Linked DNA regions of Mus musculus: region 1 is linked to region 2. A link is a loop called in an ENCODE intact Hi-C map of the cell type or tissue named here. Cell type or tissue: gastrocnemius. All regions are shown on one strand. Each heading gives the region's core, and the rest is flanking DNA. Links, peaks and the distances in the headings are about the cores only.

Region 1 (15,283 bases), core at 6,624-11,623, 420 kb after region 2:
ATGTTGAAATGTGATGGAACTTGTTGGGGTGGGGGGTAGGGGAGATGAACCAATGCATTTGAACTTGGGGTTCAAAGCTCTGATGTGGAAAAAGATAAGTAAAATCAATTCACATTGACAAGCAGGAGTCTTTTTGAGACTGTGGTCTGTCTCCTTTTGTATCCCTGACTGTCCTGGAACTCAACATGTAGCCCAGGATAGCTTCAGGTCTACAGAAGTACTCTTGCCTCAGCCCCAGTGTGTTGCTGGGATTTGAGCTATCATGTCTGGTACATAATATAATGTAAGACCAACGCAAATTAAGTAAGAGCAAATGGTTTTGTTTGGTTGCTTGTTTTCATTTGGTTCAACTCCCTTTTAAGTTCTCTCTCTGGACATGACTTACATGAAGCGCTTGTCACTTACCTCATGATCCTATGCATGCCAACTACTACACCTTTAACCTTTATACAGAACAGCATTCATAAATGAAAGCAAAGTGTATTCTCAATGTGTGCATAATGTCTAATGGTTGTGGATAATTTTGAAATCTAAATGCTGCTCTCTAGTTTCCACAGTGCCTTCACTGCCTGATAATCAGTTTTCCCACCCTGACAAACTCAAAAGGATGAGCAAGTCCGTGCCAGCATTTCTTCAAGATGAGGCAAGTTCATGCTTTGAACCATTGTAAAAATGGAGACTGATAGGTAGTATTGCTTTGCCACCAAGGATGTCAGTGGGGTAGCTCTTGCCTCCCAAGTCAATGCAGGCAATATTGTTGATCCAGGAACAGGGCAAGCATGGCATGTCCCATTTCACTCAGACAGTAGTCATTCTGGCCAGTGAAGTTGGGTTGAATAGATCTAGGAATGTGAAACTTTTGCTTCAAAATGGGTACAAATTAAGAAATGTGGGGAAAATATGGTGTATAAATTAACTGTATCTATAGATAAGAGCTGGTGTGTAAAATCATAGGAGGTATGACTATTTCCAAAGCTCCTGTTAAAATAATCAGCCGACATCCACAAACTTTACATTCATGATTTCACTTAATTCTCCAATGACCATGGAAGGTATGCACCACCATTATCCTCGAATATTACAGGTGAAAAAATAAAGCCTATGGAAATAACATATCTTCACGCAGCCAGATTGTGGACCTGCATCCAGATCTGATTGCCCTGCTGGTAACCACTGTACCAGAACCATGTAGGAGCATAACTATGCTCTGCAACTTATCAAGTTCAGAATATGTACCAGGAACTCAATACTCCAGCTAGTTTCCAAATACCCAGAAACCACTACAAGGTGGATCTAACACTTTACCTGATGTCTTTTGACCTAGTAAGATCTCAGTTTCTTGCTGTCACATGATTAGAAGCCTGTGGTCTATAGTAAGATATTTCCAGTTCTGGCTAAAAGCTATATTGTTGTACTACCAGAAACAGATAGATTCTTTACGTTCAGTGAGTCTGGTTTTTGACTATATACCATATGAGGTTATTGGGACTGAATGGCCTAATGCAAAGAAAACACATATCACAGTGCCTGGAACATAGTGAACACTCAGTAAAGGTTAGAATCTGTGATTTTAGATTTTGCCCTAATTTCTGAGGGGGAAATAGAAGGCTTTATACTCAAGCAATCTTCTTAGAAGACAGGATGTGTGCAAAATTCTGAGCAAGATGTAAATAGCACCCTACTCCCATCCTGAGTACCCTTTTCTCCCTTAGGGACTTTGGAGAAACAGCACCTGCAAATATTTGGTCCTTGCAGATGTTTAAGAACCCTACACTACAGTTTGGGAAAAAAAAATCACTCATTTTGTGAGTAGAACTAACTCATTAGCTGGATGCTAGCCAGCATAAACTCCACACAATTTCTGTCATTTAGGCCTTTTGAGGTCTGTTCTGGTCTTAGGTGGTCATAGGAATGAAACATATAATGAGAGGTGAATTGTCCCGGTATATATTTGTTAAGTGTCTCCTTCAGTTTTAACCTGCTGGCTCAGCCCTTAATGGGACATTTGGCTTTGTGCATCAGAGGTGTCGGAATGAAATGGTATCACTTTACCTTTCTGAGCGCGGAGGCTTGACCTGCAGAGGATGCACTGGTGAAATCAGCCCTTGCCCCTCTATCAGCTGCCCCTGAGTGCTAGCTATGTGAAAAATGCTGCACCAGGCCCTTCCCCATAACTTATTAATGATCTAGTATACCAGTAGAAGATATAATGTGTTCTGAGAGGGGAATGGATTGTTTAGTGTGTGGGAAGGGAACGTAACATCAGAGATATTTAAAAGGTATGGATTTAAAAAAAAAGTCCTTGAAACAAGATTCTTTTCTCTTCCATGTAAGTCATTAATTTTTTTTCTTTAACTCCTTCATTAATCTGCATTATAATTGACATCTATGATGTTGGTGTGTAATCGCATGATCCTGGAATATGCTGGCATGAACTAACTACTCTTCCACAGCCCTGGAGCCATTGTGCAGCTCCATAAGCCCTGCATTCCCCAAGTAAAATTGTTATGGATGATGAACCTTATAAGACAACTTTCCACAAGCTTTAACTATAAATGCAATTGAATTCCTCACTGCTGTTTTCCCTCCTTGTTCTGAGTAGATGTTCCTTGGGATGTATTTAAAATTAGTATCCTATGCTTTTTAAGTTTTAAAGCCATATGTTGAAAGTTAGTGAATGAATAATTTAAAAGACTTCAGCAACAAATGGATGAATACAACAACACTATAGGTTACATAAGTGGGGCTTTACACTTAAAAATATAAAATGGAATTGAAACTCGTCAGATTAGCTCTTATTATTCCTAGTTTAATGGTATCTTTGGCAAAAGATTTTGATTTTTAAGAAAGCTAAAGCTAAAATATTAAGAATGAAAAGACTTAAGCATGGTATTTTATACTTTGGATTTCATAGATGTTTTATGATATATATAATATATATCATATGCACATATATATATATATATATATATATATATATATATATATATATATATATATATATACCTTCTCTAGGGAATGTAAATATATTGAAAGAGCTACAAGAAAGCTCACAGTGGCGCTGTTTTCCATAGGTCCTGGGGGTCACACAGTGGTAAAAGATCACTTTGCCATCCTCTTAGCACACTGCTCTCTTAGGTGAAGTTCACTGCAGACCACCACTCCATCCAGAATCCCCAGCAATTAGCCCCTAGCATCCATTGCCTTTGGGAAATGTCACAGACCAGTGTGTAATAAGATACCATCCTCGCCTGGACATAGATTCTGACGTTGACTCATTCCAAACTTAAAATATTCTGACCTTGACTCATTCCAAATATAAACACTGCATATGTGATGTGATGTCTTGTAGAGCGATGACAGAGAAACAGACACAGCATCAGAGAGCAGCTACCAGCTCAGGAGATACAAGAAGAGCCCCAGCTCATTAACCAATCTTAGCAGCTCCTCTGGCATGACGTCCTTGTCCTCTGTATGTAAACAAAGGCTCCATCTTAATCTCTCTCTGCTGCTCTAAACTTTGCTCTTCTATGCCCTTGCTCACTGGAAAGTAGCCTTTTGTCTTAGCTCTAAAATGTCGTTTTTCTTTAATTTCTAATTACCTTCCAGCTAGCTATATATTCCAATTCTCATAGAATGAAGGGTTTAATGTACATTATAATTTAAAAAAAAGTTTTTGATGTGCTTTAAAAATGGCAACAATATGAACCATTCTTTTTTTTTTTTTTTTTTAACAAACAAGAGTAGCTATTACAGAACCTGCTTATCTCGGACATGACTTTATATACAACTTGTCGACACACAGTTGTACCTGTCTTTAGATCAAGTCTTGTGAGGAATGGGATGGCATTCCATTGCCTTCTGGGAGGATCCAGAACAAGCTTTTAAATGGAAAGCTCCCAAAGTAAAGTGAATGTGATTATACGGAACTTCTCCCATAAATTAAGGCAGCTCATGTGGTGTCCATATAGAAATACACATGTGAAATGCCATTGGCATGCATTTCTTTAAATAGTTTTCTACTATCCATACACATTCATACAGCTCACTAGGTATACTAGACAAATGGCGCCATGCTTAAATTCTTACTAGCCTTGTATTTCTGAAGCCCTTTTAAAAAATCTATTTAAATTGATTTCCACCTCCCTGATAATCTATGTATGCCTTGGGAAGGCTCTAAGTTCCCTTCATCAATCATAGATAGTCTACCCTTCCTGAACTCTGAAAGCGCAAGGCTCAGCAAGCATTTCTCTAGATTCAGAGGATAAGGAACAGGGTAAAATTCCTTTGTAGTGTCATGGAATTTTAAGCGATGTGTCACTGTGATTTGTGCCTGGAGTTTCTCGCATCCTTTTTCCTTTGGCATTTTAAACACTAAGCATGGCTAACAGAGAATGCCACCTAGTGTAAAACCACCGTTTTGAGATGAACTCGCACCTAAATAACTTTGTGTTGCACTATTATCTGTCACTTAGCAACAGTTAAAGCCCAGGCATCTGTATCATGTCAGATCACCTGTGTTGGTATTGCCTTCTGCCATATCAAATTAGCTGGTTTTACATGCAAGCTGGAAGCATAATGCCAAGCAGAGACTGTGTGCGAGCCACTTGCACTGGGGTGTCAGGAATGCGACATAAACACTGCCTATTTCTGATGCACCCAGGCGAGTGGCAGTGTGATGAGCGTTTACAGTGGAGACTTTGGCAACCTAGAAGTGAAAGGAAGCGTGCAGTTTGCACTCGACTACGTGGAGTCCCTGAAAGAGCTGCATGTGTTTGTGGCCCAGTGTAAGGATTTAGCAGCAGCAGATGTTAAGAAACAGCGCTCAGATCCGTAAGTACAGACCTGGGAAGACTCGCCCATTTTTTTTCTTAGTCTTCAGTCAATCTGGTAGGGATTCAAGAAATCAAAGCCATCAATGACAGGGTCTGTGTGTGCTTGTGTTTACAGGGGTCTTTGAAAAGTTGGTTACTTTTTATAAACCCATATGCCAAACATTCGATTATAAAAAAGATACAGAGAAGCGCTAAATACTTCAGTTTGGGGACTTTGGAGGCATTGCTTGAGACAAAGATTAGAGACAAGTACACCATAAAGATGGATTCAGAGGCAGCAAAATCCAGAATAAAATCAGACCCCTGCTCCTCCTGGCAGACTTTCAAACTTTTTCTAAAATTAGAGACCTAAGGGACAGACTTCATAATGTTCATTGTTGTGAAAACACTTAAGACTTAATAATAAAGTAGTTCCCATATTTAAATTATGCCCTACACAGCCAAGTGTAGTGACACACATCTGTAACCCCAGCTGGAGGATGGTAAGTTAGAAGTAAGCTTCTGGTGTCTCAAAACAAATGAATAATAAATTCAGTTAAGTCTGGCATGGGAACGTTAGGAAGAGCTGCTAATTCATCTTTTAAATCACGTGAGTGAGTACATTTCAGTTTGTTTGAAGGTTGGCCTTTGAAGAAGTCTGATTTGTGACCGTTTCTCTGGGTTATTCCCGGTTGGCTTTTGTTCTTATTTGATTTCAAAGAGCAATGCACTGTTTTATTACAGAGTAGAGTAGACAATCATATCCATTCTAAATATAACCCCCTAAAAGTTAAAAGGTGCTTATATACATCAAATGCTGAAACATTCCCTTTTTATATTTTTAGACATGTAATTTTACTTTTAATTTATGAGTGCTTTGCTTGCATTGTATGTGTCTGAACCAAATGAGAGCCTGGTGCCAACAGAAATCAGGAGAAAAAACAGAGCCACTATAACTCAAGTTGAACATGGTTGTGAGCTGCATGTTGGTACTGGGAACCAGCCCAGATCCTCTGAGACAGTGAAAGCACTCTGAACCACTGAGCCATTTCTCCAACCCCATTTCTTCTTTCTAAAAATAATTTTTATTTATCCTTTGACAATTTCATACATGTGTATATATAGTACATTTCGATCTTATTCTCTCCTCCCCCATCCCTGTCTCTTGTCCCTTTTTCATTCCTATGGAACCTTTCTTTATCCCAATGAGTTATCTTCCCAATCACAAGTATTTCTATAAAAACAAAACAAAACAAAACAAAACAAAACAAAACAAAACACGAGCTTAATTAGGGTTGCTCATGAGATTTTAAATATGGCTTGGTTATTGCATCATGGGTAGTTGAATATTGGTAATTTTATCATGGCTGCACCCTTGAAGAAAAATAACTCCTCCTTCCCCATCAACCATTAATTGCCAATAGCTCCTCAACTAGGGGTAGGGCCTCATGTTTCCTTCCCATACGCCTCCTGGAATGTTGATGTTTTCCATCTTGTATAGGTACCCACAGCTGCCGTGAGCTCATGAGGGTTATCCCGTGTCATGTCCAGAAAAGTGCTTAGCAGCACTCTTCTTCATCCTCCATCTCTTATATTCTTTCTGCCCCTCTTCCTCCAGTGTTGCCTGAACTTGGGGGTTAAGGAGATTGATAGAGGTGACCCATTTAGGGATAGACACGCAAAGGTCTTGTTCTCAGCATTTTGACCAGTTATGAATCTCTGCACTAAAAAACGTCCCACTGCGAAAGGAAGCTCCTCTGACCAAGGCTAAGGGAAGCACTGATGTATGGCTATAAACACAAACATTTAGAAGGCAGTTTGATAATATGTTCATTTAGCAAAATAACAGTGGTAGGTACCCCCAGGAATACCACCATAAAATTTTGAGCAAGTTTACCCAGGTATGAGTTATGACCTATGAAACAGACCTCAACTCCAATCAGAAAGTGGTTGGTTACCCTATGACATCTATGTTACTGCTGCATTAGTGAGCTTGTCTGGCTTGTCAGTATTATAGCATGCAGGGTACACGGGTAAGCTCGCTGATTACTTTTCTCTCCTGGTAGCTTATATGGAGCACCTTGCAATACTGTGAAAGCTAGCCAGTGAAGTAAATTTCCAGGTCAGTTTCAGCTTTGTTCCTCTCTGCCCTGCCACCAACGTGGGTGGTGTATTTAGGCAGTTAGGTCTTAGTACATAGCTCTAGTGGCCAACCAAGACCAATGTCAGCAGCCCATGTTATTCAGAGGTGCAGCTCTGAGACCCCTCTGACCAACAATTTAGATAATCCACATCTGGCAGTAAGATTTTTTTTTTCACTTAATAACTTGTGGCTTCTAGGGGGTGGCTTCATTAAATCATTCATTCTACTAAGATCTCTTAATCCACTTAAACATTTAAAAATATAAAGGTGTGGACAGAAACATTTCTTTTTTACTGTTTTTATTGACACCACAGGATAATTTCTGCTCCTAATTTTCTATGTGTTATAAAAGGTAGATGTGAACATATCACTTTTGTCTTCTCTGACTTTCACATCTCTCCATGTTTCTCTTTTAGGTATGTAAAGACCTATCTGCTACCAGACAAAGGCAAAATGGGCAAGAAGAAGACACTCGTAGTGAAGAAGACCTTGAATCCTGTATACAACGAGATATTGCGGGTATTTCTAAATTCTGTCCACAGACAAAGCTTTGTGATGACCTGGGGAAATAGTCACGTCTGCTTGGATGGTGTCAGTACTGAAAATGTCAGCACCCCAGCCTCAACCGCCATTTTCTTTTTTCCAGTCACAGTGTGTTCCTTTCTAAAATTCAGCAGAAGTTCTTCTTCTTCACATTCTCACATTTTCTGTTCCTTCAGGCTGGAATGGTCTTCTTCCTAATCCTTTCTTAACTGTACCTTAAGCTACTCTTAAATACTTCTACCACAGCAACCATAATTCCTCTAATGACAACTGACTCCCTAGTCTTATGATGGCCTGTGTCAACATTTAGTCCGTTAACCTTGACAGTAAGGGTTAACTTCCATAAGGGTAAGGACGAATTCTATGGTTCGTATAGACTGTATAACACTCTGGCGCCTCAGATCTCAGAAATGAGGCAAATGGTAATTTCCATATATACCCCTTTTACAAACCGCAGACTAGACATTAATGAGTTAATGCCCCACATTAGACATTTAACACATACTGACCCACAGCGCAGTGTTTAGTGTAGGGAGCAGCACAGGAATGTTTATTGGAAAGATGGACAGGTGGGCTGTAAGCGGAAAGTTGCCTTGCTCACATACGTTCTTTGTCTCCCAACATGGGATGTCATGTGACATCTGTTACTATTGACAAATCAGTTAAATAAGAGGTGTTGTTCATTCTCTGTTTTGGAAAACTACAAGTATTTGATAATCCTCCAGGACAAAGGGAAGAAGCAGTTAAGTGATGGTGCCAGTCGTCCGTGGCTGAGGTAGCCATCTGTGGATTCATGCAGCAAGTTTGTAATTACCGTTTGACTGTGACATATCCCAGGACCCTAGCTATTTCTGGGTCAGCTGCTTCAACCCTATACTCAGAAAAAGCCAGCTAATTTAAATAGTAAATTCAGGGAATGGTAGGTCCGATATAGCCAAAATGGACCTTCAAGTAATATGTCACAAAGCCAAATGGAGATTATTTTTAGATTGGAAGTACTATTATTCCTTCCATGATTATATATAATCAAGGAGTGACTTAGTTTGAGATGAGAAACTGTTAGGACACCAAATCTTTTCTACCTAACCATGTGAAGCTGGAAAAATCAAATTTACTTTATTATTATTATTATTATTATTATTATTATTATTATTATTATTGTTGTTGTTGTTGTTGTTGTTGTTATTATTTTTGATCTGATAATGTGAGAGGTCTGTTTTCAGGGCAGAGGGTATATGGGGGCTGTACCTCATGTTTAAGTTTCTGTGAACCCAAAGCTGTTTTAAATAATGAAGTCTAGCTGGGCCTGGTAGTGCACACCTATAATCTGAGAACATGGAGAGGGGGTAAGGGAAATGTGGTGTTATCCTCAGCTCCATAGCAAGTTTGTGCAGGGGGCCTTAAATGAGACCTTCTCTCAAAAATAAAATAAAATAAAATAAAATAAAATAAAATAAAATAAAATAAAATAAAGAAAAGAAACAGAAACAGAAAAAAAAAAAAAAAAAAGACCTTGTCCTTAGGTGAAAAAAACAGAACTAGAATGATTTGAATTGTATTTTTAGATGGAACCTGATTGGTGGTGGTATATGCCTTTAATCCCAGCACTTGGGAGGCAGAGGCAGGCAGATTTCTGAGTTCGAGGCCAGCCTGGTCTACAGAGTGAGTTCCAGGACAGCCAGGATTACACAGAGAAATCCTGTCTCAAAAAACAAAAAAACAAACAAAAACAAAAAAACAAAAACAAACAAACAAACAAACAAAAAGCTCTATCTCATGTAAAAGCATCCAACAACGGTTGAATAGCTGACGTTTGTTTTTAGAAAGCTCTTTCCAGCTATGATATTTGAGCCACGGTTTGCCTTTTCCAGCAGAGGGGAAAGCATCCGAGTTCGTGAAAGATTGGGCTTTAGCTCTCTGAAATTAGACCCATGGAGTAAGATGCCTTGGCCAGGCCAGCCTTTTGAGACCGGAAACCAAACAGATGAGGCACTTTGGGTCCACACAGATGAGCTTTCATCTCGGTGTCATAACTTTGGCATAAGGTGGCGCTAGTCATCGTTTTCATTTTCTTCTCTTCACTGCAGTATAAAATTGAAAGGCAATTCTTAAAGACGCAGAAGTTGAACCTGTCCGTTTGGCATCGGGATACATTTAAGCGCAACAGCTTTCTGGGGGAGGTGGAGCTCGACCTGGAAACGTGGGATTGGGACAGCAAACAGAACAAACAGCTGAAGTGGTACCCACTGAAGAGGAAGGTGGGTTCAGATTCCCTTCTTTGTGTGGGGGAGCGATCTGGTGTACAGGGAAGAGCCCGGTAGCACTTACTTTGCAGTGCCGGTGTGGAAAGTGGGACCATTTGAAGCTAAGATAGAACTTACGTTGTGCATTTGGTAAAGAAAGAGGTTTAAAAATTATGTGAAGAACCTTACATCATTCCATGCAAATGTCTGACTTCAGTCTTCAAGAAGGTCATTTAAATGTTCCAATCCTTTGAAATCTGAGATAGACTTTGAGCCTAGCATATGGTGAGATTGTCCCTTGAGAAGACTGTGCCTTGTTTTGTTTAGTTACAGGGTCTTGTTACATAGCCCATGCTTATTTGAAACTTGCCCATTAGCCTAAGGTAGCCTCAGACTCATGGTCTTCACAGTTTAGCCCCCAATTGCTATCATTATGGGCTTACTCCTCAGGGGACGGCCGGGCCGCTTGGGAGGTGGAACTCGTGGAGTTTGACTGTGCTTGCTGGGCTTCAGGGATGCTCTGAGACACCGCTCAGGGGTGGGGAAGCAAAGTCTGAGATGTGGGAAAGCTACAGCTGGCTTGGGGGTCCCTGGGCCTGTGATAAAGCTGGGGCCAAGACGGGGGTTCTCTGGCTCTTGGACATCCAGGCACTGCTGGGAGTCTCAGAAGAGCCAAGATCAGAGTCGGGGTCCCACAGGCTGGGAACAGTGTCTAGCCCGGGGCTAACGGAAGGGGAAGCTCTGACTTGTCCCGGGGTGATTGTCCTTAGCTTGGCAGAGTTAATCTGGAAATATAGATGGGCCTTCGGTGGGAGAGTTGTGCTGCAGGTCCGTGGACAAAGGCTGTCCCCAGGTTCCTCATGGCAGGTCTTGATGAAAGCGACAGTCTTTGTTTAACCATATCAATTTATTAGCTGCTCATGGTGGAAAATGGATGCATAACTATACCGTACCCATTTCTCAGGGTGGACCTGAGGTTAAATACCTTTTGCAGGGAGGAATGTCTAGGAAGGAAAGCTTATTGGCTAAGACCTCTGGGACTCTAGGTAGCTCAGTAGCATGGAGAACTCTGTTCTGGGCCTGTGTGACTTCAGGTCACATTTCCTTGTGTGAGGAGTGTGGCACATGTTCCAGGCCAGGGATCTGGCAGGGCCACCTGAGTCTCAGGTGTGTGCCCACCGAGTCTCTGGGTCTCAACCTGCTCTGCCTTACCAAGCTTCCTGGCATGGTTTTACTGCCCAACGGCAACATTTTTTCTTAGTTATAAAAATAATTATGTAGCTTGGATGCAGAGGGAAAACTAAATTTAGAGCAAACAAGTGATCCATAGTCTCAGAAATGGGACAGATATGGCCCTGTGACTCAGTGTTCACTAACAGGATAGAAAAACATCTGTTCTTTACAGCTGCTAACATTCCTTTGGTTTTTTGTTTTTGTTTGTTTGTTTTTGTTTGTTTGTTTGTTTGTTTGTTTTCAGACAGCACCAGTTGCCCTCGAGACAGAAAACAGAGGTGAAATGAAACTAGCTCTCCAGTATGTTCCGGAACCAAGCCCTGGTATGCAATGACTTTGTCTTCACATCCAAACCCTCTGCTTACCTCTTGCTCTCCAGATAACTTGGGTTCTGTTCTGTTTTCAAAAATGGATCGCTGAGCACACATATTAAGTTAATAATTATATAGACCAAAGGAATCAACTCAAAGTTGTAAACGAGAAAAATCTCATTATTTCTCTTACGGTACGAAATACATAACCCTTATCGTCTTCACCATTTAGCTCAGTGACAGGAGCTTGCTGTGGAGCAGATTGCCACAGCTTTGCCATCGCCCCGTTAAACAGCATTATACCCTTTAAACAGCAGCTCCCCTTTGCCATCTTCCAGAGTGTAGGAAATACCAATTTATTTCCCACTTCTATGAGGAAATTCTTTGTTCTGTCTTTTCCAGCCCTGTACAAAGTCCTTGTTTTGATTTCTCCTTGGTTCCTGAAAATCTTGGTGTTTGTACCATGCGAACAGGCTTTGCTGTAGTGAGCGTCCAGGCCTATTGACAGAGCTGTGATAGGGGAGAAACTCAAGGATTCCTTTCCCAAATGTGAGCTCAAAGGGTTCATAGAAAGTGCCTAGGAAATTGGAGCACATTGATCTTCTCTTCTTAGTCTCATTAGGAGATAAAGCCTTCTGTCTTGATTACCGATTACAGCCTGGGCACTGGGGCCTTAGGTCTTCAGCCGGTTCAACAAGTTCAAAAAACTGGCAGGAAATGAATGCCAGATCCTGCCAACAACTAATTTCCCAGGTAGATTGTCCTTAAAGCTGTAGAAATGTAGTTAAGTCTGGAGCTGTGTAATTCATGTGTTCAATAACTAAGCCATACATAAAGCTGCTGAGGAAAGGAACAATGGCTGGTGCAGGCACAGGCTGAGATAGAAAAGGATGTGCTACACTTAAAGAAGAAAGGAGGAAGAGGAGGAAGAAGATGAAAAGAAAGAAGAAAAGAAAAAGAAGGACATTTTACACTTAAAAGAAAAAAGAAGAGGAGGAAGAAGAAGAGAAGAGGAGGAAGAAGATGAAAAGAAGAAGACACGGAGGAGAAGAAGAAGGAAAAAGAAGAGGAGGAAGAGGAAGGGCAAAATATATTTTTAAGTTACATTGAGGCCCAACCATTAGTCTATAACTGCTGGGTCTTTTTTGCATATGACTTTGTAACCTGTCGCTTGAGGTCAATCTCTACAGAAGGGCCATTTCTAATTTTCCTCACTGACTTGGTGGTGAGGGCTGAGGGAATTACGTGTTGCAATGTTCTTCCCCTTGTCTGCATTTTACTCTGTAGGTCTTCTCTCTACGTTTTCCTCCCCTTCCTCGACCTACCTAAGTCTCAGGCAGAGTCTCAGCTCCACACCGCCTGTCCTGACTCAGCTAGTTCTCATTAAGGACAACATTGTAAAGCATTGCAATAATAGCTTGACATTTCATACCACATTTCATTTTTGTCCTTTTATTTGCATTAATTTTGTTTAAATTGATTTCTCCTGCTAAGCCACATAAATTTCCAAGGGGTATAAATTATTTATCATATTTATTGTATGTATATGTATGTGTGTATCTGCACGCACACACACACACACACACACACACACACGAGTACTTCATAGATGTAGCTGTAGAATAATGAGTATGGTTTAGTTGACTAGACTAAACCACCCAGAAAAATCTAATAGTGTTCCTCTGTTTATATGCAAGCAGTCTAGCAGCAACTTCAGACTAAGCCAACTTCTTAGTAATTATCTATGATACTAACAATTATATTTATATATTCAATAACCTTATTATATATGTAAGAATATTTAACATGTTGGAGAAGGGGCTATTGAAAAAAAAGCCAGCATCCAGTTTTGGTTACTTTACACTCAAATCTGCCTTTAAAATGTCTTCCAGTTTACCAGTTCACACTGGCAATGGTATTTGAAGGGGTTGTGCATTGTCTTGGTACGTTTTGAATATAGTTGTAAACAGATGATCCATACCCCTGATGTCTTACATTGCTGAACCAAGTGAAACCCCAGAAAGACTAATGCCCTGTTCTTGGAAGCATTATGAATGTTGCCACTGTCCAGCATTGTTTTTCTCATTTTTATTAGTTCTTTGAATTTTATGCAGTGCATTCAGATTATATTTGCCTCCCTCCCAACTCCACCAGAGTTACCTTTACTCACCAAGACAATTTTGTGTCCTCCCCTATCCCCAACCTCACCTATAGCAGACCAGAGGCGCATCCTTAAAAAAAAAGCAACCCTCTCTCTCAGAGCACCTAGCTGTTGGTAATCGCTCCTAATTTTTTTTCACTTGTCTTTTTTTTTTTTTAGGTATTTTCCTCGTTTACATTTCCAATGCTATACCAAAAGTCCCCCATACCCACCCCCCCAACCCCCTACCCACCCACTCCCCCTTTTTGGCCCTGGCGTTCCCCTGTACTGGGGCATATAAAGTTTGCAAGTCCAAAGGGCCTCTCTTTCCAGTGATGGCTGACTAGGCCATCTTTTGATACATATGCAGCTAGAGACAAGAGCTCCGGGGTACTGGTTAGTTCATATTGTTGTTCCACATATAGGGTTGCAGTTCCCTTTAGCTCCTTGGGTACTTTCTCTAGCTCTTCCATTGGGGGCCCTGTGACCCACCCAATAGCTGACTATGAGCATCCACTTCTGTTTTTGTTAGGCCCCGGCATAGTCTCACAAGAGACAGCTATATCTGGGTCCTTACAGCAAAATCTTGCTAGTGTATGCAATGGTGTCAGCATTTGGAAGCTGATTATGGGATAGATCCCTGGATATGGCAATCACTAGATGGTTCATCCTTTCGTCACAGCTCCAAATTTTGTCTCTGTAACTCACTCCTTCCATGGGTGTTTTGTTCCCATTCCTAGGAAGGGGCAAAGTGTCCACACTTTGGTCTTCGTTCTTTTTGAGTTTCATGCGTTTAGCAAATTGTACCTTATATCTTGTGTATCCTAAGTTTCTGGGCTAATATCCACTTATCAGTGAGTACATATTGTGTGAGTTCCTTTGTGATTGGGTTACCTCACTCAGGATGATGCCCTCCAGGTCCATCTATTTGCCTAGGAATTTCATAAATTCATTCTTTTTAATAGCTGAGTAGTATTCCATTGTGTAGATGTACCACATTTTCTGTATCCATTCCTCTGTTGAGGGGCATCTGGGTTCTTTCCATCTTCTGGCTATTATAAATAAGGCTGCTATGAACATAGTGGAGCATGTGTCCTTCTTACCAGTTGGGACATCTTCTGGATATATGCCCAGGAGAGGTATTGCGGGATCCTCCAGTAGTACTATGTCCAATTTTCTGAGGAACCGCCAGACTGATTTCCAGAGTGGTTGTACAAGCTTGCAATCCCACCAGCAATGGAGGAGTGTTCCTCTTTCTCCACATCCTCGCCAGCATCTGCTGTCACCTGAATTTTTGATCTTAGCCATTCTGACTGGTGTGAGGTGGAATCTCAGGGTTGTTTTGATTTGCATTTCCCTGATGATTAAGGATGTTGAACATTTTTTCAGGTGCTTCTCTGCCATTCGGTATTCCTCAGGTGAGAATTCTTTGTTCAGCTCTGAATCCCATTTTTTTAATGGGGTTATTCGATTTTCTGGAGCCCACCTTCTTGAGTTCTTTGCTAGCTGACGTCAGGACCTTCAGACTAAGAAGCACACAGCTGAATGTCCATCAGCTGAACCAGCTTAATGCCATTGAGCCTTAGCTTGTTTCCTTGTACTATCCCATATGCAAGGTTACATCTTTCCAAAAAGAAATGACAGCACATTTTGCTTTCCTTGTTTAACTACAGGCAAAAAGCTTCCTACAACTGGAGAAGTCCACATCTGGGTGAAGGAATGCCTTGACCTCCCACTGTTGAGGGGCAGCCACCTAAATTCTTTTGTTAAATGGTAAGAACATTCATGACTCCACTTTCCTTAGCTCTCCTGTAGCCTTGTCTTTGCTGGCTGGTGTCAATTCTCTGTGTCAGTGA
Region 2 (15,283 bases), core at 4,270-9,269:
TTCTGTATATCATGAACTTTTAACTGAATTTAGTTAGGTATTACCCTTTATTGTCCTTGGTTCCCTTCTTCCCTTCTAAAGCTACATCCTGCATGGCTGAATCACATGTCTCTCTGTATCTACATTTCTTCACTCAGCTGTTGATGGGCACCCAAGCTGACCTGACGTGGTACTTGATTATTGTGAATATTTATGACAAATGTGGAAAGAGGTTTCTCTATGATATGTAGACATAGAGTGGCAAGATCATATGGTAGCTTTACTTGTAGTTTCTAAGACTCCATACACTGACGTCCAGTGTGGCTGTACTATTTTACATCCCCACCAGGAGTATACAGCTGTCCTCACTGCAGTGAAAAACAATAACTACTCTGACAGGGGAGAGGCAGAATCTGTATTATTTTGATTCCCATATCCTTGGTTGCTAAAGATGGTGAACATTTTCATCTATCTATTCACCAACAGTACTCGTGGTTTTTATAAAAATTCATTATTATTGTGCATGTGTGTGGGTGAAGGGGGAGGGAAAATAGACTCCAGAGGTCAGAGGATAACATAAAGTTATTTAAGATTTATTTATTTATTACGTGTAAATGCACTGTAGCTGTCTTCAGACACTCCAAAAGAGGGCATTAGATCTCATTACGGATGCTTGTGAGCCACCATGTAGTTGCTGGGATTTGAACTCAGGACCTTCGGAAGAGCAGTCAGTGCTCTTAACCACTGAGCCATCTCTCCAGCCCATGACGCTGTTTTTTTAATGTGGGTTAGGGGGATGATGTTAGGTGTCCAAGCTTATGTGGCCAGGGCCTTTACCCACTGAGTCATCTGGATGGTCCTACTTTATCTTTTGAAATGTGTATTCATTTTATTGCCTGTTTATTGACTAGATTTGGACGGAGTTTTTTTTTTTGGAGAGGGTAATTTTTTAAATTATTTGTATATTCTAAATATTCATTCCCACTCAATGTTTTTCTCGCACAAAGTTAAACTTACATCTGTAGGAGAGAATATATATTATAAACATATAATAAACATAATATATAAATATACATATATTTTCAAGGGAAAAATGCCCATAAAATTTAGAAAAACAGTAAATGTATATATAAACCATTTAAAATAAAAAGTCCTTACCTATAGTGGTCTGTTAGGGAGACCCCCATCTTAAAAAAACAAAACAAAACCAGCCCACCCCCATCTTAAAAAAAAACAAAACAAAAACCAAAACCATCCCCTGCCTTTTAATCCCAGCACCCAGGAGGCAGAGGCAGGGAGATCTCTGTATGTTCAAGTCTGGTTTGTATCAACAGTGCTACACAGAAAAACCCTGTCTCAAAAAAACAGAAAACACATTGATTTGGGGAAGGAAAGATGGCTCAGTAGTTAAGAGCAAAGTCTGCTCTTCCAGAGGACCTGGGTTCAATTCCCAGCAACCACACAATAGAGGACACAGAATGTTAATTATGCAGGTGTGTCTCTCCAATGGAGGAGATAAAATCAAATACCTGCATTCCACCCAGAAAGCTGAGAAGTGGGGGTTGTTAAAGACCTGGTGACCTTCCTGTTATACTGTACTCAGTAGGGACAGACCTCACCCTAGCTCCCTACTGTGATTAGGCTCTTTCCTCCCTTAACATTCACCCATCCCTCGTGGATGTCACATGTACTTTAAGGCCTGCTAACATCTATGCTGTCAGAGACCACACTAGATTCTAGGACTTTTAGCTGTAGAACCCACCCCCAAGGTCACATATACTTTGTGAAAGAGTTTCTACGTAGCCATACCTTAACCTTTACTGTGTGCCTGGAACTGAAATGAGTATGGGAATTATTGCTACCTGGAGACCCTCTTCCAAATTCTGTTTGATATGCCTACAATAAAACCACCTGGTGTTAGGTTTCCCCGATCCAAGATAACCAAGTCAGTTTGTACCAAATGTTCACTCTCATCTCTTTGTGCAGCTTGCTTCCCAATCTAACACCTACCTGCAGGAACCCCCTCACACAGACATATGTGTGCAGGCAAAATAGCAATGTCCATAAAATACAAATAAATTAAAAAATTGTGTGTGTGTGTGTGTAAAGGCCGGCTTACCAGGCACGTGGCAATCAGAGAATGACTTCAGGAATCAATTCTCTTGAACCACCCACCATCTGGGTTCCAAGGATTAAAGTTAGGTTGTCAGACTTGGCAGCAAAAACACCCTTATCCACTGAGCCATGTGGATGGACCCAAAACCCAGAAGTTTAAAAAATGTCACATTGTTTTGTTAAAAGGTAATTATAAGCAAAAGTTTAGAATATCTTTAAAACTAAAAATTAAGATGTGTTGGCATTTGCTAGGGACCAGTTAACAGATCACACTCAGTTCTTTTTTAGTAACTGATGTCAGAAGTGGCTTTGGTTATAGTTTACTGAAATATAAAGAGTAACATTTCTTAAAGTCCTTTATTTGGATCAACAAATAAGTCAAGAACAGCCTACAATACTCACTATTATACATTCAAAGTAAAGAACAAGGATAAACAAAGCTCACTTGATTAACTGTGTGACAGATTAGAATAGTCAACTTAAACAAACAGAAACCCCTTTAAAACAGTAGTTTTAAAATAGTTTAGACCTAAGGGTATCCCATATGCCCTGAGAGAAGTCTGAAGTCTAGAGCTTCCAGCACATACCTTGAGGCTGTTCACACATTTGAAAGAATATTTGCATTTCTTTGACTTCCATTTTCCCTTTCCCCAGCTTTTCCTTCCTGGTGCATTTGGCGTATTTGTGGGCGTGTCCGGGCGTTCTGTGTTTGTGCCACTCTCAATACTGACAGCATCGTCCTGTGAGCAGTAAATAAATTAGGAGCTTCATCAAACAGATGTACACAGTATTTAAAAGCAAGGGACTTCACTATTAAAAAGATGGCTGAGATTGCTCCGCGAGTAAGAGCACTGATTGTTCTTCTGAAGGTCCTGAGTTCAAATCCCAAAACTACATCGTGGCTCACAACCATCCTTAATGAGATGACACCCTCTTCTGGTGTGTCTGAAGACAGCTACAGTGTACTTATTTATAATAAATAAATCTTTGGACCGGATTGAGCAGAGATTGAGCAATCAGGGTTGACTGGAGGGAGCAGAGGTCCTACAAAAAAATTCAATTCCCAACAACATATGAAGGCTCACAACCACCTGTACAGCTACAGTGTACTCATATACATAAAATAAATAAATCTTTAAAAAGATGACTTAATTAAAAGTGTGCAAAAAGTGAGACTTGTACTCCTGGCTGCAGGTGGGGACATAAAATCCAGTTATACATTAGAATACTAGTGGAAAACTTAGACTGCAGAGAAGTGGAAGATATAGGCAAATCTGGGCTTTAAATAAGACACTGGTCTACACCAGGGACACCAATACAAAGCCTCACTCACTCCTACACAGCTCTGTAGGAATGCCACTTGTCCACAAGAAAATGCTGGGGAAACTAACTGCTCTCCTGCTGGTAAACAGTTGCTAAGATTCAATATTTCACTAACATAATTCAATAAATCTGACTGACCTACTACACATCTTCATAATTTATTTGACTGCTACTCAGGTTGGCCATTTGGGGCGAGAGTGTTATTACTTCCTATATTAGGTGTAGTTTTGAAAAGCATCTGTTATGCAAAGACTACTTATTTATAACATAAACCATTTAGCATTTTAAATAAGCTCTCCGTGGTCTACACTATATGTAAATGCAATTCACCTCATAGTCTGAATCCTACCATGAAATGTATTTCTACTCTGTGCAGAGATCTGAACTCTGTACACTATAATAATCTGCCCAAACAGATATAGCTGCAGGAAATACTGAGAAGTCTTCTGACTTCTTATCTTCAGTTCAGAACCCATACTTAAGTCTTCTTTGGAATACAAAAATTTCCAAGTATCACCCTGATACTTCCATATATCACTAGGTAGTAGTAGTCCCTAAATCCATTCCAGACGAACCATTTTGTCTGAGTGTATCCAACAGTCGTTAGAGTGAAGCCCACGGCTTTTGTGGTCTAAGTTACTGCTCCCTAAAGTTGGTTTTGTATTACATTACAAAAGGTACAAAATAAATAGAAGTGTCAAAAGGTATTTAAAAACCACTAATTCATTTAAAAACATTAGTTCTTAAGATTTTTCAAACTTCACATTGGTCTAAAATAAATGTCTTTTTAAAAAACCAACCAAGAACCAAGGAATGAAGTACTTGACATAAAGCAGGTGACCTACAAGTGATTGAATTGCAATTTGATGTAAATGTACAATTAGCTTTTAGTGGAAGTTTTAATTGTTACAATCTAAACTGGCCTCTTAAATTGAAATCATTTTCATCCAGGCATCTGATTCCCAGGAGGCAAAGGCAGACCTTAGCCAGCACGGGAAGTACAAGATCCCGATTTAAAAAAAAGGAAAACCACAGATTATCTGTTTCTCCTCACCTGTCGATTGTTCTTCTATGCAAAAAGTTCCGATTTTGGATTTTCCAGTTAAAAATCCCATCTCATATTACAATTGGTGCAGGTGGTAAAAATCAGCCCTATCACCTCCCTCAATGGTTCCATTACTCCTTCTAGATGGGAAACCAGGTGTTGTGCCTCGAACCTTTGCTACAACACTTAGTGGGCAGGACATGCTGATCTCTGGATTCCAGGCCAACAAAGAGTACAAAGTGAGATCCTGTTGCAAAACTTAAAAAATAAAATACAACACCCCCCCCCCAACACACACACACACACACACACACACACACACACCCTTTGGTGAGGAAAGAACCTGTCCCTCCAATGATGTCAGGCATGTGCTTTACAAATGAGCTTTTATGCCTCTGTCCCTTTAAGAAAATTAAATATATTTTAAAGTTTTATACTTGGTCTGGTTTGTAATCTTATGTGCTTCATCTATACATCCACAGTATTCTGCAGGATATGGTGGTGCATAAATGTCTTCTAGGTACTGAGAGGGTTAAAGCACGGAAGGTAACAGGTGTGAGGGCAGCATGGGGAGAGTCTATGTTGAACAGGGAGATTCTAACTCAAACAAACAAACAAAAAATCCCTTTTTCTGAGAGGACCCCAAAGGGTTCAATAATGTGTCAAAAACACACATACCAAAACGTTAAGTCTTGTCCCTCTTTGAAGGGACCGAAGCAAAAGCTAACTCAATCATTCAACTATGGATAAATTTAGAAAGCATCAAAAAATGTACCTTAGGAGTTTGGAAAGATAAAATGAGCTTTCACTTAAATTTTTTCCCTGACAATTTCCTCATTATAAATTTGACATTTTCATTAAAGTCTAAGTAATCATTATACGAAAGGCCAAAGCCTCTACGCTACCCTATCAGAATATAAGTATCTAATTATTAGAACACGTGTCTAGTACTCTTTACAACGCTTGCATAGTATTTTTTTTTTTTTTTTTTTTTTTTTTTTTTTTTTACGGGGCGGCATTTCTCTAAGCACCGACTTCCCTTAATCTTCACACTTGGCTCAAGTACAGAATTTACCACGGTGGCCTGAAATCTTCCAATCCCTTTACATTAAGCAAAAACTTTCAAACTGTTCCCTCCTTTGCCTTAATCAAAGGTGGCTCCCCCTCTACGATCTTCTCGATTCTACTCCTTCCACAAAAAAGTCGACACGAAGGCACACCGCACTTCCATGGAAAGGGGCATACATAACCGCACGGTCACGTAAACCCAAGCCAGAGATCTATACTTTCCATCCTGAAGATCCCGTAGTGCTCTACAGTGACACAGCCCCTCGGATCCTTACGAGGACCCTTCGTACCAACTTTCCTGGGGAAAACTGAACCTCTTACCTCGAGCATGCCTTTTAAACCAGTAAGTACAATCTCAGATTCGCAATCAGCGTCAAGCCCCCAAAGGCACAAACTCCGTCTCCCACGCAGGGACGATCTGAGCGGACCTCGCAGACCCTTTGGGACCTTTAATCCGCTCCTCGACAACTTTCTGCTTGCTATCTGCCGCAGTCCCAGCTCGAAAGCCCCAGCCAAACCGGACTTCCCCGCACGCCTGCGTTCTCCTGAGCGCGGGTGACACCTTTCCCTCCCCCCACGGCCGCCCGCCCGCCGGCCCCGACCGCAGTTACCAAAGAACCTGAAACTTCTACTCCACAGTCCCGGGACAGGCGGGGCTGCACTCACATTTTCGTCTCCCGAGAGGTCCGGGTTGCTGTTCTCGTCGCTGCTCAACTTCTGCTTCTTGGCCGCGGGCATGTCTGTTCCCGCCGGCGCAGTCGACACTTCCCTCTCGGACATGTTCCTCCGCCTCCCTCCAGGTTCTTGCCGCCTCGGGCGGGGCCTCCGCCACACCGCCGTCAAGCACGCCCGGCCCGAGCCTGCCGCAAAGCTGCCGGCGCCGCCACCGCCGCCGCCCCCCCCACTGTCGCAAATCGCGCCCAGCCGCCGAGGCGGGCGTGCGTGCGACCCCGCCACACTGCTGAAAAAGGGGCGCGCACGCGCGCGCCCTCCCGCACGGCTTCCCGGCTGCTTCCCGTCCCTTGGTCCGGGCGGGCGGTTTTCCCGCCGCCCTCTCGACACTTTGCACCGAGGCGTCGGATCTGCTGGCTCAGAGGGCAGGGGTTTCCTACGTCCCCCTTCCCCACCAGCGCCTAGAGACGAGGCGGAACTCAAAGGGCTGCTCCCTCACCCCCTTCCTGGCCAAGACGTTTCATCCGCAATTGGCTCAATCCTTCGATCTCCGACCCGCTGCAAACGAACGAAAGTCTGTGGCCTGGATCGGCCCACCACTGCTCCCGAGGGAGGGGGGAGGAAAGAGAAGTCACCTCTTGTTTTAGGGGGTCTGTGTCTACGGTCCCTGATGCGGAGCTCGGGAGAACAACTTCGAGTTAGTGTTTACGGAACTTCTCACAGCCTAGATTCTTTTTTTGAAGGGAGAGATTCAAAATCTATAGGCTGTTCCCTGCTCGCCTCCCCCATCGGGCACATGGACGGGTCCCACCTGCAGGTGCGCATGCGCTGAGGCGTATTCTCGCGCTGGGTTACGGAGACGACAGGCCGCCTCCTGGCCCCTCCTCCCCTCGGTTCTGTCTGCTGAACCAGGTAGTCTTTCCACCGGTTTCTGAAGCTTCGGGGAGGATTTCAAAACGGTACCAAATCAGTGCCTACGGACACGCCTCCGTTCTGGGCAGATATTTTATCTAATAAATACTTATTACAATGATTGGTTATATTCAACCGGTTGGTGCCACTATTGGCTTAAGTAAGCCTGTATTTTAAATTACATATTTAGACTTAAGTAAAAATACCTTGTGATGCATGATACATTCTAGTAATCCAACATCGGAAGGGCAACAACGGAAGTACTGCCTGCTCGCCTCAATCTTTAGATCATCCTGGTCGACATAGCAAGTTCCGAGCCAATCAAGGCTATTTACTAAAAACCTGTTTGAAAAAAAATTTTTTTAATTGTATGGATCGGACAGAGTATGGGGGCATGCCTTTTATTCCAGCACTAGGGTGTCAGAGGCAGGTCGATTGCAGTGTGTTAGAGCTACACACTGGTTTGGTCTACACGAGGAGTTCCAGGACAGCCTGGGCTTCGTTATAGACCCTCTTTCCAAAAATAAATAAATAAAAATTACATGGTTCTGAATTGTCATAATTCATAGTCTTAAGTGTTCGTTTTAGCTGTTGAAAGCTGAGGCTCTAGGAAACTGACAAGACCTATAAGTCACTGTGAGCAACTGCATGAGTTTGTGAGACTTAGGTAAAAGGCAATTTTTTAATATAGGGAAAGGTAACTAAATTTGCCCGTATCATTAAAAACTCTTTAATTTTTCATTTTTAGATTAAAAAAAATGTGTGTATGAGTGTGTGTATGTCTGTGCCCCACATGTCTGTACTGGTACACAAAGTCAGAGGATGTTGGATCCCTGGGACTGGAGTCACTAACGTTTGCGAGCCAGCCTGTAGCCAGTCTGTAGCCAGCCTGTAGCCAGCCTGTAGCCAGCCTTAACCACTGAGCCAGCTCACTTGTCCCCTCAGGTACAATCTTGACAGACAAATAATAAATTTGTGAGCCTTGTGGATTTGGTGGGTGTATTGTTAAGCCATGGGAATGTCTGAATGAAGAACTTCCTCTCCTCAATTATAGGACAGAATTGTTTCTATATTGTCATTTGTCATTTGTGAAATGAAGAGGTAGAAATTATAGGACAGAATTGTTTCTATATTGTCATTTGTCATTTGTGAAATGAAGAGGTAGAAACAGACAAGACATTTGCTGGGCACCCACTTAATAATAAAAAGTATTTTCCTTTCGCCCTCCAGTGTCTTAGTCTTTCAGAGGAAGTTTATGTAAGCTAAATGAGACAATTTAGGTGAAAAAGTTTAAATGTTTATCTTTTCTGGAAAAGTTGCTGGGAGATAAAACTTTGAAATTTGAAACAAAGGTTTACTTTGCTTTACAATTATTAATTTTATGATTAAGATTTTAAATCAACTTTTTATTGATTCTTTGTGAATTTTACACCATGCACTCCAGTCCCATTCATCTTTGTATCTGCCCTCCACCCTTGCAACCTCCTCCCCAAAAGAAAATAAGATAGAATAAAAAAAAAAACCCAAAACACCTCTCATCGTGGAAGCTGTAGTGTGTCACAGGGTGTCACACAGTATACCCTTGTCCACACATCTTGCAGGTGTCCGTTGCAATGAGAAGTCTTCTGGCTTCTGCTACACTATCAATACTGGATGCTCCTCTCTGATATCCTGTTGTTGCCTTGGAGATCCTCAGCTTTGGATCTGTAGGACCAGCCCTTTCATGCATTCCAGCCAATCATAGTTGGGCTAGACATTGGGGTGGGCCAATTCAAAGTCCTGGATCTGGGCCTGGGAGGTAGCTGAGTTGATCAGCCCACCAGCTCACCTGTGCCCACATCACCAGGGTGAACTCTATGAATAAGATTTTATCAGAAATCTCCTCCTATGCAGTAAGAAAAAAAGAAGAAGAAGAAGAAGAAGAAGAAGAAGAAGAAGAAGAAGAAGAAGAAGAAGGAAAACACATTTTTGTCCACGGTGACTTTGAGATGGAAGGTGTTCCTTTCAACTGTATCAAAACCAGCACAATCCCTGTTTGAAGATGCTAGGACTAAAAGGGCCCAGAAAGTTGAGTCCAGAGGTCACATTCACTGAAGGTCCGTTACACAATTTATCTAATTTAATCTTTCATTTTTTATACTATCATTTCACTTATAGATAAGAAAGCTGAAGCTAAGACATCAAGCTGCTTTAGCGTGTGGAATGGCAAGGCCTGAATCCACACAGCTTAATTCTGGGGCCTGCCCCTTTCTCAGTACCATATGGCTCCCCACTAAGCTACCAATATGTTCATCTTCTCTTCTCATCCACTCCTCCCTGGCTGGAGATCTTACCCAGAGTCTCTTACACACACCAGGCAGGTGCTGCATCACAGAGCCATATGCCCATCATGGCTGGCTGTCTTTCGGCTTCTCTGTCTTTCTGGTAATAAGCATGTATTAGATAAGAGAAAAAGTTGTCTTAACTTCAAAAGCACTTATAATAATTTGCTTTAGATAGCCAAGTTCTCTTTTATTCACTGAAAAATAAAACCACCTCTATGCCTAATGTTGATTTTAAGAAGTTAAATACATTGCTTTTTTGAGAGAAAGTCCTTTCTGGTCTATGTGTGCTTAATTTCTTGAAGACTACAATTACTACTAAATTAAACAAAGGTCTTTATCTTAGGACCTAGAATATTTCAAATAAATGCCAGGTTCTAAAAAAAGTGTTTAGGACTTGATGTTGGATGTGCAAGAATTTTGATATTATTGTTTTAAGCCTTTGATCTTTCCTGGAGGTGAACTGTGCGTTCAAGGCCAGTCTGGTCTATAGAGTGAGTTCTATACAGAGAAACTCTAAAAACTAAAATATTAAAAAAAAAAAAGACTTTGAATCTTTACACTACTGCAAAGTTTGTTAATCGGCCATGAGAAGACCACTGTTCCCTAACAGTCAGCAGCTAACAGGTGGCGACCGCCGTTAGCTGGAACTTTACACTGGCCCAACCAGTGCACACCTGGGATTCCATTTCTTTGTAAAGCTTGGTTCTCCTTTTTCCACCTGAGTCCATGTCGTTCTATTATGTCTGATTTGTCCTACTGGATCAGATACTGCTGTCTTTGTTGGAGTAGGCAGGCACCAGGGAAGTTTTTGGAGTGAAAGGGTAATTACATAGATTAAATTACATAGATTTTGCAAAACAATCTGAGGTCCCTCAAGCCATGACTCCCCTCTTCTCCAGTAGTGGTTTACTGTTTCTCTAAGGCAGAGAAGAACCTTGTACATTTGTACAAGTTTCCTGAGTTTCCTGAGTCTCCTCCCTCCTCCCTCCCCACTCCCTCCCCCCTCTTCCTCCCTCCTCCTCCCTCCTACCCCCTCCTCCTCCCTCCTACCCCCTCCTCCTCCCTCCTCCTCCCTCTTCCCTCTCCCTCCCCCCTCCTCTATTGTGTCAGGCCAGCAGACCACAACCTGGGTTCTAGCCTGGAAAGGCATTTTGGAAACCTGGAAGAGAAGAGGGGCTAGGGAGGAGAGACTACACTCTATCCAGGGACTGTTTCAAAGTGTGAGTGAGAAATACAGTGTGCTCCTCCAAATGCACAAATTAAAAGTGCAAGAGAGAGCATGCTGGGTAAAATGCTCCAAAGTTCATGAACTTGAGGGTCCACACTAAATGACAACACGACTGACCACATCAGGGAAAATAGTAGAGGTAAGGTTTCTTCCCCTCATTTATCCGTATCTTATGCCAAACAACAGAGATGTATATTAGTGTCCCCATAGAAGAAGACTAGCATTTATACATGGACATATGTACTATGTATTTATGTATACAGACACATAAGACATGTATGAATTATATGTGTATTCACACGTATGCATACATAGTTTTTAAAGAATTGAATCATACAATTATGGAAACTGAAAAATCCAAAATCTGCAGTTACTGCTGAAAGGCTCTCTGCTGACACAATGTAGTCTTTGTTGCTTTGTTTTTCCCTTTGATTTTGTTTTGTTTTGTTTTCGTTTTTGGTCAACTGAGATATCTTAGACTGAGAATCTCAGTTGAGAAAATGCCCCCACCAGAATGGCCTATAGGCATGCCAGTAGGGCATTTTTAAAATTAACGAATGATGTGGGAAGGCCCAGCCTGTTGTGGGTGGTGCTATCCCTGGGCAGATGGCCCTGGGGTGTATAACCAAGCAAGCTGAGCAAGTTAGTAAGAAACTTTCTTTCACAGACCTTGCTTGGGTTCAACCTTGGCATCCCCTAATGACGGACTGTAACATTTAAACTAATTAACCCTTTCCTCCTCATGGTGCTTTTAGTCATAGGTTAGTATTCTAGCAATAGAAAATAACTAGGGCACTCCCCAAGTCTTAAACTATCCGTACAGCTATGAAAAGGAGGGCTTATATCTTCCTTACTCTATTGCTTTGTTTCTTCTCTTGTCTCTAGGGACGATTTCATACTTTGGATAGTCTCCTATTAAGTCTTTGACTTAAAACTGGCTGAAATTTGGTTTTATCCGGTGATCTAAGGGATCGCAAAGAGGACAGGTGAGGCTTTTCAGTTCTTGTTCAGATTAGACAAATTGCAAAAAAAAATATTCACTGTGATTTTACTAAAAGTGAGGGTCAGGCATGCTGTTGTACCTTTTAAGTACCAGGACTCTGGAGACAGAATCCAGCAGATCTCTGTGAGCTTGAAACCAGCTTAGTCCATATGTCAAGTTCCAGGATACCTAAGGCTGCATAAAGAGACTATATCAAAAAACAAAAACAAAAAACTGTTTGAGAATAAAGATTAGAACAAATACATGGGACATCAGTTAACTTCCGTGAGCTAAGATAACCCCCGCCCTGTTGTTCTTATCTCCTCAGCCTTCATAGAGGATGCGCCATTCGAGCTCTACCACACAGGAGGCACGGTGGTGGCCTCACCTCTACACAACAGTGTTCCCACCTCCTGAAAAGCCTTCCTCTTCCATCGTAGAATGTTTACATTTTCTCTTTATTGTGAAGACTTTCATCATCTTTTCAATCAGAACAAGTATGCCTGTCTTAGTTACTTTTCTCTTGCTGTGATAGAACACCATGACTGAGGCAATTTACAAAAGGAAGTTTTGATTTACCTGTGGCTTCAAAGTTAGAGACCATGATGGCAGAGCAAAGGAAGAGCTGAAAGCTCATGCCTTGATGTAAAACTACATGACAGAGAGAAAACACTGGAAACAGAGTGAGTCTTTTGAAAACTCAGAGCCCACTCTCAGTGACACACCTAATCTTTCCCTAATCCTTCTGCTAACTGGGGAACCAACCATACATTTAATTATGTGAACCTACAGTAGCCATTCTTTATTTTTTTAAAAAAAGATTTATTTATTACATGTAAGTACACTGCAGTGGTCTTCAGACACTCCAGAAGAGTTCATCAGATCTCATTACAGATGGTTGTGAGCCACCATGTGGTTCCTGGGATTTGAACTCAGGACCTCTGGAAGAGCAGTCAGTGTTCGTAACCACTGAGCCATCTCTCCAGCCCTACAGTAGCCATTCTTATTCAAACCAACCACAATGCCCTTTCTTGATCTAAGACTTATTTTTTCTTTTTTGTGTAATTTATCTTAGTAGCAATAGTTTCTCTGTGTTCCTACTTCCAGTGTGCAAAAATGTGCTAAGTATTTAATATGTAATAGTGCTTTAGTCATCCCTGAAACATTATAAATAGACATTGTTATACTTTTGTTGACAGATGAAGAAATTGTGACACACAGCGATTAAGTAATGCATCTAAGGGCACACCAACTACCAGTTTTGAAGTAAGGGTTCTAAGGTATGTTTGGCTACTTAGTCTGAGTCTTTTTTCTTTTTAAAAGATTTATCTATTTGTTTTATATATATGAATGAGTACACTGTAGCTGTCATCAGACACACTAGAAAAGGGCATCAGATCCCATTACAGATAGTTATGAGCCACCATGGTTGCTGGGAATTGAACTCAGGACCTCTGGAAGAGCAGTTAGTGCTCTTAACCGCTGAGCATCTCTCCAGCCCTAAGTCTGAGTTCTTTTTTTTTTTTTTTTTTTTTTTTTTTTTTGAGACAGGGTTTCTCTGTGCAGCCCTGGCTGTCCTGGAACTCACTCTGTAGACCAGGATGGCCTCGAACTCAGAAATCTGCCTGCCTCTGCCTCCCGAGTGCTGGGATTAAAGGTGTGCGCCACCACGCCCAACGTTCTTTGGTCGTTCTTAAAATAGAATTTGTTTGGAAAGACAAGAGTAAGGAGTATATTTTGGATAATTTGTTAATTAGAAGAATAGCACAGAGAAAGAAATGCTCCCATAATTCCACTGTCTGGAGATAGCCGTAATTGATGTTTCTATCTAGTCTTTCTATATGTTCACAGAGACATGGATACATGCATAGTTGAAAACATTGATAACATGGGGTTTTTGGTGTGTTTATTTATTTATTTATTTTCGGTTTTTTTTGGTGGGGGGGGTTTCGAGACAGGGTTTCTCTGTATAGCCCTGGCTGTCCTGGAACTCACTCTGTAGACCAGGCTGGCCTCGAACTCAGAAATCTGCCTGCCTCTGTCTTCCGAGTGCTGGGATTAAAGGCGTGTGCCACCATGCCCGGCGTGTGTGTTTATTTTTGACATAGGGTGCCATATGATCCAGGCTTGTCTATAACTTGCTATGTAGTAAAGGATGACTTGGAACTTGTGCTCTTCCGGTCTCTCCCTCCTGAGAGCATGGGATTATAGGCATACACCACTATCCCTGGTTTACATCCGGTCTCTCCCTCCTGAGAGCATGGGATTATAGGCATACACCACTATCCCTGGTTTACATGGTGCTGGGAATCAAATCTAAGAAGGCTTCTGCATGCCACGAAGCATTTTATCAACTGAGCTACATCCCCAACCGTGTTACAGTTTTGCTAGCAATTGTGACAACCATACAGTGAACACACTGTTTTCCTACAACATTTTTAAATATACCTAATATACATCATGACTATGACCACTGCTTAACCTCACCATTAGTGTCTCACACCCTTTTTGAGCTTGCCATACAGAGTCTCATACTAGCCCCATGCATGTTTTTATTGTCCCCAGCTATTTTTTTTAGGAGGGTAGGAGAGAAATAAAATTCCTGAATATTCAAAGGTACATTTTACACTGTTCTTCTTGTACCAGGTAATGCTCCCAGTGCAGCTAGGTTACCAGAAGGTGATTATAAGATTCATAATCTCCTTAGGGCCAAGATGCTGGAAGGGCTGGAAAAAAATGTAGGAAAGGAATTAGTGGAGGAAGACAATCAACAGCTCCAGGAGACACTTGAGAAAGTTCCAAGCAAGCACTTCAATGCCATCTTTACCACATTTCATGCATACTGACTTATACTTCCAACTTCACACTCCACCAACACAAAACACTTCTTTCTCAAGCTCTTCCTTCCTTCCTTCCTTCCTTCCTTCCTTCCTTCCTTCCTTCCTTCCTTCCTCCCTCCCTCCCTCCCTCCCTCCCTCCCTCCCTCCCTCCTTCTTCCTTCCTTCCTTCCTTCCTTCCTTCCTTCCTTCCTTCCTTCCTTCCTCCCTCCCTCCCTCCCTTCCTTCTTTCCTTTCTCCTTCCCTCCCTTTCTTTCTCTCTCTCTCTCTCTCTCTCTCTCTGATGTTGTTGTTTTGTTTTGCTTTTAAGACAAGATCTCTATGTTGTCATGGCTGTCCAGGACTCTGTAGACCAGGCTGACCTAGAACCCAAAGAGAGTCTCCAGCCTCTGCCTTCAGAGTTCAGAGATTACTGGCATACACCACCACACCCAGCTCTTTCTTATTTTAAAAGTCTCCTGTGTCCCAGGTTGGGCCTTGAGTTTGATATGTAACTAGGGATTATAGGCTTTCACTACCATGCTTATTTGTTGGTTTTTTAAATTTATTTGTGCTATTTTTAATTACATTTATTGTGTGTGTGTGTGTGTGTGTGTGTGTGTGTGTGTGTGTGTGTGTGTGTGTGTGTTAGAGGAAAATTTAATATGAAATGTGACTTGGTTTTCTCCTTCCACCATGTGGGTTCCAGAGATTGAAGTCAGGTCATTAGCAATGACCTCAGCTTTGCAGCACTCATCTTTACCCTGTGAGACCTCTTTCTAGCCCCATGTCTAGGAGCTTAGTACACACTAGGTAAAT

The links. A loop is a pair of places that touch in the nucleus more often than their neighbours do. Peaks named below come from ENCODE experiments on the same cell type or tissue, not always from the same donor. Only the 100,000 strongest peaks of a DNase experiment are listed, where the experiment ranks them.
Region 1: a loop joins it to region 2, with 2.5 times the contacts of the local background. A loop is called at or near these places in 9 of 42 quality-filtered maps.

What each region holds. Positions count from the first base shown.
Region 1 is chr7:90,391,811-90,407,093 of GRCm38, forward strand. Sytl2 (synaptotagmin-like 2) reads left to right here. Exons shown (of 20, transcript NM_001368878.1): 12 at 549-643; 13 at 3,353-3,472; 14 at 4,664-4,833; 15 at 7,374-7,476; 16 at 9,588-9,758; 17 at 11,221-11,299; 18 at 15,101-15,200. Among named protein-coding and RNA genes, the nearest start is that of Ccdc89, 27 kb to the right of the region's middle. In gastrocnemius, for the core only: a CTCF peak has its summit at 9,549 (motif pointing right); no DNase peak of the experiment used is centred there; H3K4me3 peaks cover 661 bases.
Region 2 is chr7:89,974,216-89,989,498 of GRCm38, forward strand. It overlaps Eed (embryonic ectoderm development), which reads right to left and starts at 6,761. Exons shown (of 12, transcript NM_021876.3): 1 at 6,197-6,761; 2 at 2,682-2,834. The coding sequence starts at 6,310. RefSeq lists a promoter at 6,597-8,359, an enhancer at 7,020-7,056 and cis regulatory regions at 7,028-7,035, 7,231-7,238. In gastrocnemius, for the core only: a CTCF peak has its summit at 7,154; DNase peaks (open chromatin) are centred at 5,743, 6,429, 6,781 and 7,032; H3K4me3 peaks cover 2,962 bases; H3K27ac peaks cover 2,815 bases.